Regions from separate parts of the Mus musculus genome. Here region 1 is linked to region 2. Evidence: chromatin contacts called from ENCODE Hi-C data. All regions are on one chromosome and are shown on one strand. The core of a region is the stretch at or near the end of the contact, and the rest is flanking DNA. Distances in the headings are between cores, read along the strand shown.

Region 1 (7,294 bases), core at 2,837-5,336, 170 kb after region 2:
GTGCAGTGGAGTTGAACTACAACCAACAAGTAACAACTCAAGAACCACATGGCCAGGCAAGGGAGACTAGATAGAAAAGATAGAGGCAGGAGGGTCAGAGATTCAAGGACAGCTTCAACTACATAGCACATTCTAGACCAGTCTGGGCTACAAGACTCTCTCTCTCTCTCTCTCTCTCTCTCTCTCTCTCTCTCTCTCTCTCTCTCTCTCTCTCACACACACACACACACACACACACACACACACACCTCTAAGTTGCCTTTAAAAAACCCTGATAGGAAGCTAGTTGCAAGGATCTCAGGAGGCTGAAGCAGGAGACCAAAGAGCTCAAAGACAGGATGAGCTACAAAGTAAGCCCCTATCTAAAAAAAAAAAATAATAATAACAAAGATTAATACTTCTTAATATGGATGTGCACATGCACTCATTTATTTCTGTATACCACATGTGAACCTGGTGCCTGCAGAGTTTAAAAGACTGTGTTAGATCCCCCAGAGCTGGACTTACAGTTGCTTGTGAGCTGCCATGTAGATCCTGTCAATCAAACCCCAGTCCTCTGGAACAGCAGCGAATGTTCTTAATCACTGAGTCATCTCCCCAGACCCCCAAAGGAAATTTCTTTACATTACTCAATATCAAAGTTTGCTTACAATAAATGTCACAGAAACTAAGTTTAAACAAATTGATTCAACTATATATCATTTAAAACTTGTAAAATACCATTTTTAATAAGATGAAATTCTCATAACATAAAACTTGCCATTTTAACCATTATAAAATGTGTGATTCAGTACAGTCATAGGATTTTGCAACAAACACCACTGCCCAATTGCAGAATATTTCTTCCCCACCAGATGTAGTGGCACATGCCTGCAGTTCCAGCAGTTGAGAGCTGAAGGCAAGAAAATTGGGAAATCAAGGCCAGCTTTGACTATACTACAAGTTAGAAGCCAATCTGGGATATAAGGGACTTTGCCTCATAGATATGCCTATTCTGAATACCTCGTGTGTGTGTGTGTGTGTGTGTGTGTGTGTGTGTGTGTGTGTGTGTGTGTGTGTATGTATGTATACTATATAGCCTTTTCTGTTTGGCATCTTAGCATGATGCAGTCAAAATTCACCCACTGCCCACTGCAATGTCATGTATCAGAGCTTCGTTTCTTTTAGTGTTTGCATAATCAAATTACATAGATCTAGCATGTTTTCTTTATCTGTACATCAAAGGATAAACATATGGGTCATGTCCTCCCTTTGGCTGTTGGGAATAAAGCTTCTATTTAAGTATCTGTGTACAAGTATGTGTGCGAAGGTATGTTTTCAATTTTCTTGCACATGCCAGGAAATGGGATTTCTATGTTATATGGTAATTTCTATGTTATATGGTAATTTTAACATCCTGAAGAACTGCCAGATTATTTTCCAAAATGGCTACAACATTTTGGGTCGCAATGTATGAGGCTCCAATTTCTCCACATCTTTGTCAGCCCTTACAGTCTGATGCTATCATTATTGTTATTATTGCTGTTATTATAGCCATCCTAGTAGGTGTGAGAATGGTATCTCACCATGATTTATTTCCCCAGTGAGAATTACATATGGTCAAAAATATTAGCTGCTATGATTTTATATATAAATTATATTACACCATAAAATGTAAATGTGTATATTAAATAAAATATCTATTTATATATTACAAATGAGTTTTATCACTTTTAAAATACAGCTTGTAATTGTCCTCTCCATCCTCTCTTACCTGTAGAAGAGTAGGCTCTCTACAAGCAAATGAGCGAATGATAGTTTAAGATAAACAGCCATGTGAAGTGTCTGAAGGTTAGAGAGGGAAACTAGAAATGTTAGAGAAGCTAAAGGCAAAAATAAGTTTCTCAGTCTGTGGTTAAACTCTGGCCACTTGTCAACTAGATCTACGTTTCCAAGAGCAAAGCAGTTCACGTCTTCAGGAATGTTTAACGCAATGTCTTCCTGATTGCGCCCTTCTCTGCTGGGAAGGCAATACAATATTGTCCAAAAGAAACGAGGATTAAGAAACCTGAGTCTGGGCTCTGATTTCACCACTAACTCTGTAACCCTGGAGATCTGCTACTTCCCTGCCCTTGGTATTCTAACAGAGGGAAGGACAGAGCAGGAGAGGGAGGGAGGAAACAGGAGAGAAAGAGACAGAGCGGAGAAGGAAGGAAAGAGGAGAGAGCAGGAGGAGGGAGGGAGGGAGGAAGGGAGGGAGGGAGGGAGGGAACAGCGGGCAGGGAGAGAGAAGGCAAGTGCGGTCAGTCAGATGATTAGGGACTGCACGCTGAAATCTCTTTGCAGCTCTTCCCAGCCAGCGTTTGTATCTGTGCTTGCTAACCTTGTTCATAGCAAACTCCTGTCACATCGGCTTCAGTGAGCAAAGAATAATGCCCCAAATAACCTCCTCTCCTCCTGCAATCTCTGCCCAAGAATTGGCATCCATACATCTGGAGGAGAGGAAGTTTCTATGCCAAGCTCACAGATGGGGATGCATGTTGACTCCCCAAGGACCTCAGGGAAGATGTGCAGAGCAAATGTCCCTTGGAAATCACGACATGAGCCCATAGGTCGGAGGAGCTGTGTTGTTAGAAGATGCAAATAGAAGGCTGCTACCATTCCACACAGTGTACAGTCAGCCAGTGTACATCAAGCAGAGACGAACCAATTGACTAGGAACACAACAGGGCACAAAATGAAGCCCTTGTACTCATAAGGTCTGCAGGCAAGTGGGGAAGGATTTCAATAAAACAAACATGTGTGCAAATGTGTATACATGTAGATGCATTATGTACACATATGTGTGTGTACCTGTGTATGCATCTATATGTGTGTGTGTGTGTGTGTGTGTGTGTGTGTGTGAAAACAGTTAAAGGAACAGAAAGTTGTATTGAGAATATGGAAGAAAAGTTGAAAGCAAGTTGCAATTATGAACAGTGCATGTCAGGTACAGATATAGCTCATTTGACCATGTTACCTAGCATGCCCAAAGCCCTGAGTTCAGTTTTCCTGTATCTCATAAACTAGGTATGTGATATACACCTGTAACTCTAGCACACGGGAGGTGAAGTCAGGAGGATCAGAGGTTCAAGGTCATTCTTGGGCATGTAGCAACTTAGAGACCAGTCTGGAATACATAAGACACTGACTCTAATTAATCAGTGAGAGTGGAGTTGCACTTGATTAACTAAGTCACATATAAACAAAGAACTGAACAACAGGGACAAGAGGCATGTGGAGAAGAGCACTCTAAGCAGGACAGTAAGTGCAGACTGTGAGGTGTGTCTCTGAGATGAGTGAGGAGGTCACTGGGGCTGACTCAGGTCATCAAGGCAGAGACTAGCGGGATGGGTCTGACGGCGTGAGAGCAAAGCGTTGCTCGCAGGATGGACAATGTGTGCGCTTTGGCTTTTATTCTGAGCAATGTGGTGATCTACTGAATGATTCTTAGCAAAGAACGCCATGACTTAACTTGTCTTAAAACAATCTCTAAAGCTAAGTATGTCCATAGAGGTGGTGGCAGAAACTCCCGTCAGCTGTTTATACATTACCCAATGGGCTAGGGAGACGGTTCGATGGATAAGCACGCTGGCTATGGAGACAAGAAAATCTGAATTTGAATCCCTAGCACCCACATAAAAGCTGGCACAGCCATGCCTGTAACTCTAGCACGGGGGCGGGGAGGAGGAAGGGTGGGCAGAGACCGACAGGCTGATCCTGGGAACTCACTGGCCAGCCAGAGTAGCTGAAACAGCAAGCCTTCCTTAGGTTCAGTGAGAGACTTTGTCTCAAAAAATAACCTGGTTGGCCATAGAGTAAGACACCTGAATCCTTCTCCAGCCTGTCTAAATACACACACACACACACACACACACACACACACACACACACACCTTTATATACACTACATCCACACAACACACATGAAAACAGATAGGCTTCCCTAAGCACAAAAAGCATCAAGGAACAAAATGAGGAACTAGGTTCTGAGTGCATTTTGGAAGAAGAGCCAGCAGAATGTGACATAGATGCAATGCAGGGAGTGGGGGTGTGAGGAAGTGAGGCATGGCTGCTAAGTTTCTGAGCCGAGCAACTAGAGAAGCAGCTGTGGGTGGAAGACATTGGAGGCAGGGGGTGACCCCCAAGGTCAGTTCTGGGCATGCTGACTGTGCAGTGCATGTTGGGAAACAGAGAGGAGATGAACAAAAAGTTCTGGAAGTAGAGGGAAAGTCCTTGCTAGGGGTATAAATTTAGGAGTTGATGACGTCATTTCCTGGCTAAGCTCAAGTGTAGGAGTTAATGGCAATGTACAGCATTTAAATCTACAAGCCTGGGGGTGCCTGGGGAGTGCTGGGGAAAAGAGATCCCTCAGCTGAGGGGTAAAGGCTCCCCAACATTAAGAGGATCAGAAGAGAAGGAGGAGGCATGGAAAAAACTGAGAGCTGTACCCCAAGACAGGAGGCATAGGAAAGAGAGGGTGCTCAGAAAGGCAGAAGAAGGAAGTGGGGGCTGTCCCTGATAAAGATGGGAGCTCAAGGTCGTGTGCATAGTGCTGTCATTACAGAGATGTCAGGGGTGGGCAGATGCAAGCAGGTGGCAGTGGATCGATGGCTTCGGGAGCTAGGGCTGAGCACTGGAGTAACACGCAGTGAATCTGGCATATCCTTTGGAGATTAGGAAAATATTCTGGGATTAGAAATTGCTGATGTATCCACAGATTTATGAATGAATGAATGAAAAACCTAGCTGGATGTGGTGGTTCGTCCCTATGAGCCCAACACTCAGGAGGACCATAAAGTTAAGGCTAGCCTGGGCTACAGAAAGAAACCTGTCTCAAAAAAGAAAAAGAAAAAATACTAAGTTGCACGCTTTAGAAAAGTGAGTCTCATGGGACATAAATTAGACCTCTTTTTTAATATGCAAAACAGTGAAGCCTCTGGCTTGACCATGGGATGTAGCTATGTGGATAGCAATGGCAAGAGCTGCTAGTGGTCACTAGCTTGATGAGAAGGAGGGGAGGAGAATGGTGACCTCAGAGCACAGATGTTAACATAACAGCTGGGGTGTAACAACACACGCCTGCTATGCTGAAATGTGTTCCCGGAGGCTTGCAAAAAAGGAGCTCATATCAAACTCACTATTTTGAGACTGGTAAATAAGGGGAGGAAATTATCTTGAGGTTGATAGAGAGATAGAGGAGAGCCATTGGAGAGAGAAAACTTCAGCAAAGAAAACAGTACAAGACAGCCCAGAGATGGGACAAAAGGAGACCTTTGGGAAAGGGGAATTTTCTGGACCAATGCTCTAGTGTGAGCATCAGACAGCTCCCTCAAGCACAGCCAACAGTATGATCTCCCAACAATATTATGCCAGAGAAAGGGATTTCTTAGCAGAGAAAACCTGTCACCTAGTTTGCTACATTCAAGGGATGCCAAGACTCATATGAACCTGCAGTACTTCCCGTGCCTAGGGACTCAGCCTTGAAAAGATTGCTTTCTCTGGGCCATGATTACTCTTTACCAATAACATCTCCACTTCACCTAAAATAATCTACCACAAGGGCCTTTCTGTGATCTTGAAAAACTATGTTTAGCTTTTTAAAGAGGAAATAATACTGAAATCAAAGTCCATAACCCCATTGCCCAGACACCGTTTCTCTTCTCAATAGACATAGTGTAATAAGTAGAAACCTCCCCTACCATGCAGTTTTATTCTCTATAGATAACCACAGCTCTTTATCTTTGAAGCAAAAAAAAAAAAATACACCTCTTATAAATAGTTGAATTAAAATTTATACACAAAGCCAGGATGCTCCAATTCTCTACCTTGCCCCTTACTGTTTCCTATCTTGGCAGTCCTCGCCAGCCCATTTATTTGAATGGTCACGGTGCACTTTTAAAAAGTGCTTTGAACTTTATCGTATCTAAGTCTCATCAAAATACAGTGAGAAAAGAATATCTCTATTTTGCAGACAAGGAAACTGACCCAGAAGGAGATTAAGTGGCCGGTTGGAAGTCTCAAGGGAGCCGAAGTTGAGGTAACGGTAGACGCTGGCTTCCTCTTACTCACTGTACCGCTGCGCCCCCCAGTGGCACTCAAATGACATTTCCGCCCGCAGCTCCACAGTTGCCATACATTGTATCTTCTGCGAGGACACATTTTGTCCTCAGAGTCCTTCAGTTTTTAAGAAACATTTCATCTGAGCTAAGACCATCACACTCTAAGGTAATATGTATCTTTATCCGCTCTTCCATCTGGCAGTTTAAGGAAATCTTATTATAATTTCACTTATCACAACCAGAAAACTCTGAGATGGAGGGGGAGCAGGAGCAGGAGGAGGCGCAGGAGGAGGAGCAGGAGGAGGGGCAGCCGCCTGACACTGCCTAGATGACCGGGAACCAAAGGTAGGACGGCCAAGAGAACCAGAATAGAACCAATATAACTGAAAATAAAGTCAGTGAAATGATTCCTAATGAGGTTCTGCTATACTGGGAGATCAGAGTCTAGCCCAGTTGCCATCAAAGGGGCATCCATCATCAAGCAACTGATGGGGAGCAGATGCAGAAACCCGCATCCAAACATTAGGTGGAGCTTAGGGAGCCCCACAGATCTTGTGATCTTGAAATCAGGGAAGACAGGGAAGAAAGATTGTAGGAGCCAGAGCTGTCAAGGACACCACAAGAACACAGCCCACCGAATCAACTAAGCAGAGTTCATGGGGCCTCACAGAGACTGAAGCACAAGCAAGCACTAACGCTGTACGGGTCTGAGCTAGGTCCTCTGCATATACCTTATGTTTGTGTAGCTTGGTGTTCTTGTGGGACTCCTAACAGTGGAAAGGGGGAGGGGGGTTGTCTGACTCTTTTTCCTGTACTTGGGACCCCATTCCTCCCACTTAGTTGGATATCTGTGGGATATCTCTTTTTTGTTTGTTTGTTTGTTTTAAAGGGAAATAGAGGAGGAGTTGATCCAAGGGAGAGAGGAGGCAGGAGGAGGAACTGGGAGGAGTGGAGGGAGGTGGTGTAATGTATGAAAGAAGAATAAAAGTTAAAAAAAAAAAAAAAAGATTGAGTGGCAGCACGTGCCAATAATGCCGGACCTTAGGAGTATGGGGCATGAGAGGACAGACTCCAGCAACAAAGGAAATTGAGACTATTCTGAACCACAGAAGATTCTGTCAAAATGCATAGTTCAAGAAGGCTTTAGCTGGGTGTAGAGACCTGTAGTTATGAGTTTGCCTAGCACGTGTGACGCTCGAGGTCCAGTCCCCTGG
Region 2 (7,094 bases), core at 3,351-5,850:
TGGTAAGTTGTAGAATATTGTAAAAATGGCTATATTACAGAATATTATCTACAGTCTCAACACATTCTCCACCAAAATGTCATTAAAAATGTCAATAATTCATAGAAATATAAAAGTTCCTAAAATTCATATTAAAGTTATAAAGACCCCAAATATCCAAAACAATCCTAAGTAGAAAAAAAACTGGAATTTCACTATACCTGACCTTAAATTACATTACAGAGTCATACTATCAAAATAAAATATGGTACTGGCACAGAAATAGACATGTAGGTCAATGGCATAGAAGAGAGGACCCAAAAACAAATGCACACAGGTACAGCTTCCTAACTTTTCAACAAAGGCTTAAAACATGCACTGGGTAGCTTCTACAAATAGTACTGGAAAAACTCACTATCTCCACTGTAGAAAAATGAACTAGATTTGTATTTCTCACTCTACAGAAAAAGAACAATTCCAAATGCTCAAGGGCCTTAATAAAGGACTCGGAACTTTGACATTGCTAGAGGAAAGTACAGAAGGGCATTTTAAGACTTAGGTGCCCTACTTTTTCTATTTCTGTGATTAAAATACAATGACCAAGGCTACTTACAAAAAAAGGCAATTATTTTAGGTCTCACAGCTTCAGAGAGTGAGTCCATGACCACCTTGACAAGACCGCAGCAGCAGGCAGGCAGGAGCAGTAGCAGAAACCTTACATCTGGATCTACAAGTATGGGGCCGAGAACAAGCTAACTGTGGGTTTTTAAAATCTCAGAGTCTGTGTCCCATCCAAGGATTCATACCATAATCAACCACCAAACGCAGACACTATTGCATGTGCCAACAAGACCCTGATATAGCTGTCTCTTGTGAGGCTATGCCAGTGCCTAGCAAATACAGAAGTGGATGCTCAAATTCATCTATTGGATGGATCACAGGGCCCCCAATGGAGGAGCTAGAAAAAGTGCCCAAGGAGCTGGAGGGGTCTTTAACCCTATAGGAGGAACAGCAATATGAACTAACCAGTACCCCCTGAGCTCGTGTCTCTAGCTGCATATGTAGCAGAAGATGGCCTAATCGGCCATCACTGGGAGGAGAGGCCCTTGGTCTTACAAAAGATTATATGCCCCCAATACAGGGGAATGCCAGGGCCAGGAAGCAGGAGTGGGTGGGTTGGGGAGCAGGGCGGGGAAGGGTATAAGGGACTTTTGGGATAGCATTTGAATTGTAATGAAGAAAATATCTAATAAAAAATTGTTTAAATAAATAATATAAAAATTTTAAAAAACTTCAGAGCCTGTTCCCCAGTGACACATCTCCTTCAAGGCCACACCTCCCAATCCTTCCCAAACAGTTCCACCAACTGGGAACCAAGAATACATGAGCTTATGGGAGCCATTCTTATTCAAAGCATCATAAATAAACATAGGCATAAACTTTCTTTTAAAAAAGGACTTTAAAAGCACAGGAAATAATCAGACCCAAGCAATGGAATTACATGAGATTAAAAACCTTCTGCACAGCAAAGGAAACAATTACCAAAATGGAGAAACAGCCTCCAGAACAGAAAAAAAGGTCTTTGCTTTACCAACTACACATCTGAGAGAGAATTAATACCAAAGGTACAATAAGGTCTGTAAAAACTAAACACTAAAAGAAGAAATTATCCAATCAATAAATGGTAAATAAATATTTGGAAAAGTCTTCAACATCCTTGGGCCATCTGGGAAATGCAAATTAATACTGCTTTGGGAATCTACCTCACCCTAGCCGGGACAGGTGCTGGTAAAGGTGTAGAAAAGAGATCCTTATTTCCTGCTAGTGGGAGCATAAAACAGAAGTAAATCTGGACTTTACTCAAAAAACTAAAACTTCAACTCCCCATGACCCAGCTACACCCTTCCTACGTACATACTTGCAGGCGTCTAAGTCAGCACACCACAGAGACACACACATATCCATGTCTATTACTCTTCTGTTCACAACAGCAAAGATACAGAGCCAGCCCAGATGCCCATCAACAGATGAACGTATAAGGGAAATGTGATACACTATGGAATTGTTTTAGACATAAAGAAAGATTAAATTATGACATTTGTAAGGAAATCAGCAGACCTGAAGATCAAATTAAGGAAAAGAACTCAAACTCAAAAGGTAAATATTGAGCATTCATATGCAGAACATAGATGTAAATTTATGGTGCGGGGGCATTAAAATAAAAAGTGGCAGGAGAGGGGAAGAAGACATCACAGGGAAGACAGAAAGGGAAATGGGGTGATGAAATCTATGTGTCAGGAGAGCAGAAGGCAGGATGGACTGTACACACAGAGGAAGAGTGCCAGCAAGGTATGGGAGGGAGTGAGGTGGCCAATAGGAAAGGAGATGAGTAAGAACAGAGTCTAATGATACTTGTATACAAACATGCTCAAATGGAAGGCATTGCTTTAATTCAAACTTAAAGACTACAATGTTTCAAACATAAGTGTACCATTCTGGCTAGTGCCCCTGCTGTGGGACTAGAGAGACACATAGTGGGAAAAGCTTTAGTCCATAGCCAGTGTGAGTTCACAACTTAACTGTCTCTCGAGTTAATTACCTTCAGAAGTATCAACTTCACTATCAACTCAAAGATTGCCTGCACCCAAGTTCAATTGCAAGCCAAGAGCCTCCGTGCCTTCTCTCTGAGTTTTTACCACCCCTGAAAAGGGCAGAATACAAACTGTCTCTCAGTACATTGTTAGCTTGGCTCAGGTAATTCAGGTTATGTTTTGGAAACAAATGGGTAAAGACAAATTCCCAGTTGGTTTAAAGGTTTGTGCATTTAGAGCTCCACAAGAGAAAGCGTGAATCTGTCCTCACAGGGCTCACTGTGAGGCTCCCTGTTGGGCTCACACGGGAGAGCCACAGTGTTTGCCCAGCCCTCCGCTTCTCAGCATGGGATCTATGTGAAGCAGGGCTAGGGGAACCCAGAACGACAAACCCCACACACTAAGTGCTCAAAGCACCCCTGAGCATCTGTGACCATTCCAGTCTTCATGCTCATCTTAAACCACCTTTAGGAAAGGGGTCGATGGCCGAGACTATTTAAGGAGGATGAACTCTATGCACCATAAAGGTAGACTGTGTCTGATCACTGAGGCCCAATGGGAGTGCTGCTTTCTACAAAAACTAAAGAGAGGCACAAACTATAGCCTCATTCCTTTCTTAAATGACTGTTTATATTTTCCTTTTCTCATCAAAAATTTTTAAAAATAAATAATAAGGGGCTGGAGGGAGACCTCAGCTAAGTGGTTAAGAGCACTGTTCTTACAGAGGACCCAGATTCATTTCCCAGAACCCACAATTGGTTCACAATCACATCTAACTCCAATCCTAGGAGACCCAGTACCCTCTTCCAACCTTCAAAGGCACCAAACATGCATGTGGTATACATTCATGCATACAGACGAACATCCATACACCAAAATATAAACAAAATTAAAAAAAAAAAACACATAATCAAGATGAGCATGTAAAGGAGATTTTTTTTAAGCTGTAGAATAAACAAAAGCAAACGAAAAATGTTTTCATAATAAGTGTTAAAAAAAAATACTTTACTATAGCCAAACATTACAAACCAGGAACACGAAGTACTTCATCAAGGCCTCCACTTTCCTAATTTTGTCACTGATGTCATGAAAAGAAAAATGCCAACAAAACTGTAGTGACTTCAGCCGGGTATTGGTGGCACACACCACAATGTCAGCACTAAGGTGGCCTCGCGGATGGAGTCTGCCTTTCTTGAGAGGAAGAAGCACATAAAAGCATAAAATGTGAAGAAAACCAAATTTTGAGCACGAGCCATTAAAGTGGGAGTGTGGGGCTAGCCTGAGCTACACAGCACGATCCTGTCTCAAAAACATAAATAAACAAGAGGAGGGGGAGGAGAAAAGAGGGAGGGAAGGGGGGAAGGGAGAGAAGGGCAAGGGAGGAGAGGAGAGGGGAGAGGAAGGGAAGGAAGGAGGGGAGGAGGGCAGCATTAGTTTAAGGAGCTAACTCTAAAATAAGCAAAGCATAATCTAGGGATATACTGTGAAAAACTGAAGCTCAGAAGGAAGTCGAATGTTTATTTCCCTTTATAGCTCCCGGCTCTCAGTCAACAGCCGCCACAGATGGTCCCAGCCCCAGACTGTTCTGTGCTGCTCACAACACTTGAAGACGAGGCACGCTACCTTTTCCAAAACTTCCTGTCCGCACCTGGTGCTCTGCTCGTCCCACCACAACATACACCAAGGTCTGGTTCCCATGTGGTGGTGTTGAGAGGGATAGCTTAGCAAAAGACATGAAGGAGGAGGCAGGGCTCTGAGAAGAAGGAAGCATATGTAAGGTTTACGAAAACAACGCTTCAGCACCAGTCACCAGGTCTGACTGGGACACAACCATCCTGCCAGTTATCGATGCATATGGCTGCTTCTCACCCCCAACAGCCTCACACGCAGGCTAACTCGGTCGCTCTTTGGCCCTTTCCAGAGTGCCATCCTCCGAGTTAAATCGGAGGGAAGCTTATCTCAACTCAAGCAGCATTTGACCATGTCGTGGTGCACGTTAGAAATGCATCCTAGAAATCCACAGAAACAAGCTTAGTGAGCCATCCCCACCCACACAGGGTTTATGTTACAGACAACAGTGTTAACTCTAATGTGAGGGCTGCAGCTGCAGGCAAGAGCGGATAAGAACCCCCACCCTTGGCCCAGTCCATGCCAATGAAACGCTGGGCAGAAAACAGAGGGCATCTAAGGACTGTGAAATGTAAATGGGAACACGGAGACTGGGGAATGGAAACAAACTCAGAATACCTTCAGAATAGTGCCCAATTCTCCTCTTTCACCCTGGTCTCCGGGTATCACCCAGTGCAGATTCAAAGGCAGCCTGGCACTCGAAAACATGCAGTGTGTATAGACAAAATTAAAGAGAGAGAGAGAGAGACAGAGAGAGAGACAGAGAGAGAGACAGAGAGAGAGAGAGAGAGAGAGAGAGAGAGAGAGAGAGAGAGAGAGAAAGAAAAGAAAAGCTCCTTGCTTCCTAGACCAAGGAGCAAAACAAAACCAAAAACCTCCACAGTCAGGGGTCTCACAAGAGCCTTGATTTTTTTGATCATTCCCACCCAGACCCAGTCAGGACCTGCAGGGCCAAAGAGCAGGGCCAATCAGCTGGGTGGACACCAAACTCCAAGAGAATGCATCTCCCAAGGAGAGCTACCATCTCCAAGGCACAGGGTGAAATCCCATTGCTTTTTTTTTTTTTTTTTTCCTAGCTATTTACTGCCTGATCCTGGACACAGACAAAGAAAATAATCCATCCCAGTAGAGAATTACATGCTCTGACTTTCTATCTAAAGGTTGGTGGGAAAGGGCTTGAGGAAATAGGAAATTATCAGAGCGCCTGCAGAGAGGAACTCAGGAGGGTTATACAACCAAGTACCATCGTTCCCACTCAACTGTCTGCTCGGGATCTGACCCTAAACAGCAGCGCCAGTGGCCTTGAGATTTCCCACTCTGGGACAGCTCACTTCCCAGCTTTCAGCCTGGAGAACAGACACAAAAGGCATCATAAGACTGAGCAGAGACGGCCCACAGAAGAAAAGTCAAAGAGCTCAATTACCTGTCGGCATAAGACATGGACAAACCATAGATAGCATCGGAAGACAGCGGTGGCGTCCCTTATTGCTAGGCTTGGGACCAGAAGTGGTCGCTCAGGATGTTTCAGAGGGTAAATACCTCCATGTACTTAACTCGGTACTTTTGGAATGAGATCCAAGTTAAGGCACAACATTTGTTTTCATTTCCTTTGGACCTTGCATTTAAAGGGATCGTATGTATGATCATATGTATGTTCTGTGCATCTCTACAGATGTGAGATTTTCTACCATGATATCTTATTATGTCCGTTTTCAGATTTTTGCATTTTGGAGCATTTTTGGATTTCAGATTCTCAGATTAGATATGTTCAACCTATGTTTAAGAATGCCCATAATAGAACCCAAATTTACTGAGGCAAGACAGCTTGCAATGGAAGGGCAATCAACCCTCATGACATGGGTATCAGAATAATCAAAGAACTTAGAGGAACTACTGGGAGCATCTCTAGGAAGGCAGAATAGTCTTGTACAGATAGAAGGATAGTAAGTTTATCCTCCCCTCACACACAAAGAAATCCTAGAGCTGATCAAAAAAAAAAAAAAAACATAAAGACAAAACTTTTCAAATGTCACCAGATGGATGCCATGTCACGATGGAGGTGACAGAAGAAACAGTGAGTGAGCCTGACGTAGAGGAGTAGCTTATCCAAAGAAACCTGAGAAAAGCAGTGTAAGAGCAGAGAGAGCCTCCGAGACCTGTGGGGAATGCTAGCATGTCTAACATTCACAGCTCCAGCATCTCAGAAGAAGGGAAAATACTTAAAAAAATAAAAGACTGTAAGTTCTCATATTTGGCGAGAAAGATAAATTTACAGTTCCAAGAAATGCAGAGTCCACCACCAGACAGATCATAATCGAGCTGCTAAAAACTAGAGACAATTGAAAAGTCTAGAAGAAAGCAATATATATCAGGAATAATGGTTTCTGATAATTATGGATTTCCCAGAAGGAGCCATGGGATCACACGGCAGAATGCAGTGCTAAAGAAGGTAACTGACAATCCAGAAGTCTGTGTCAGCGACAAACAGCCTTCTAAACTGAGGCAGAAATGGAACAAAACTGTAGAAATCATTCTACCAACAAACATATGCTAGATAGAATGGACAAGTTCTTAGGAGAAAATACTGGCAAAAAGAAGATCCAGGACATAGAAAGTCAGAATAGGCCTGCAATAAATAGCAATACTGATTATTAATTTTAAAACTTCCTACAGGGAAAAGTCTAAGCCCAAACTGCTTACCTGGAAAAGTCTTCCAACTGTTTAAAGAATTCATATCAATCCCTCATAAGTACAAGACAGAAGTAGAGGGAATACATAAAAACACCAAAGATATCTAAAAAAAAAAAAAGACTAACATCATTTATGAATATAGGCATTAGAAATATCATCAAACTACTGGAGAGATGGCTCAGCACGTAAGAGCACTTGCTAACC

What was found. A loop is a pair of places that touch in the nucleus more often than their neighbours do.
Region 1: a map of left cerebral cortex shows a loop between it and region 2 (3-fold over the local background). The contact joins the promoter of 4831407H17Rik here to the enhancer-like site in region 2. A Hi-C loop is called at or near these places in 1 of 37 maps with a recorded cell type or tissue (left cerebral cortex).

What each region holds. Positions count from the first base shown.
Region 1 is chr14:30,453,950-30,461,243 of GRCm38, forward strand. 4831407H17Rik (RIKEN cDNA 4831407H17 gene) reads left to right here and starts at 4,087. Exons shown (of 4, transcript NR_131095.1): 1 at 4,087-4,167; 2 at 5,993-6,058; 3 at 6,140-6,425. It also overlaps a transcript of Cacna1d not described here.
Region 2 is chr14:30,280,000-30,287,093 of GRCm38, forward strand. All of the region lies in intron 3 of Cacna1d (calcium channel, voltage-dependent, L type, alpha 1D subunit), which reads right to left. Among named protein-coding and RNA genes, the nearest start is that of Gm52107, 59 kb to the left of the region's middle. Within about 2 kb of position 4,601, at least 1 of the 3 ENCODE cell types and tissues checked has a DNase peak (open chromatin) inside an H3K27ac peak, as active enhancers do; it is left cerebral cortex, where a contact is called at or near this core.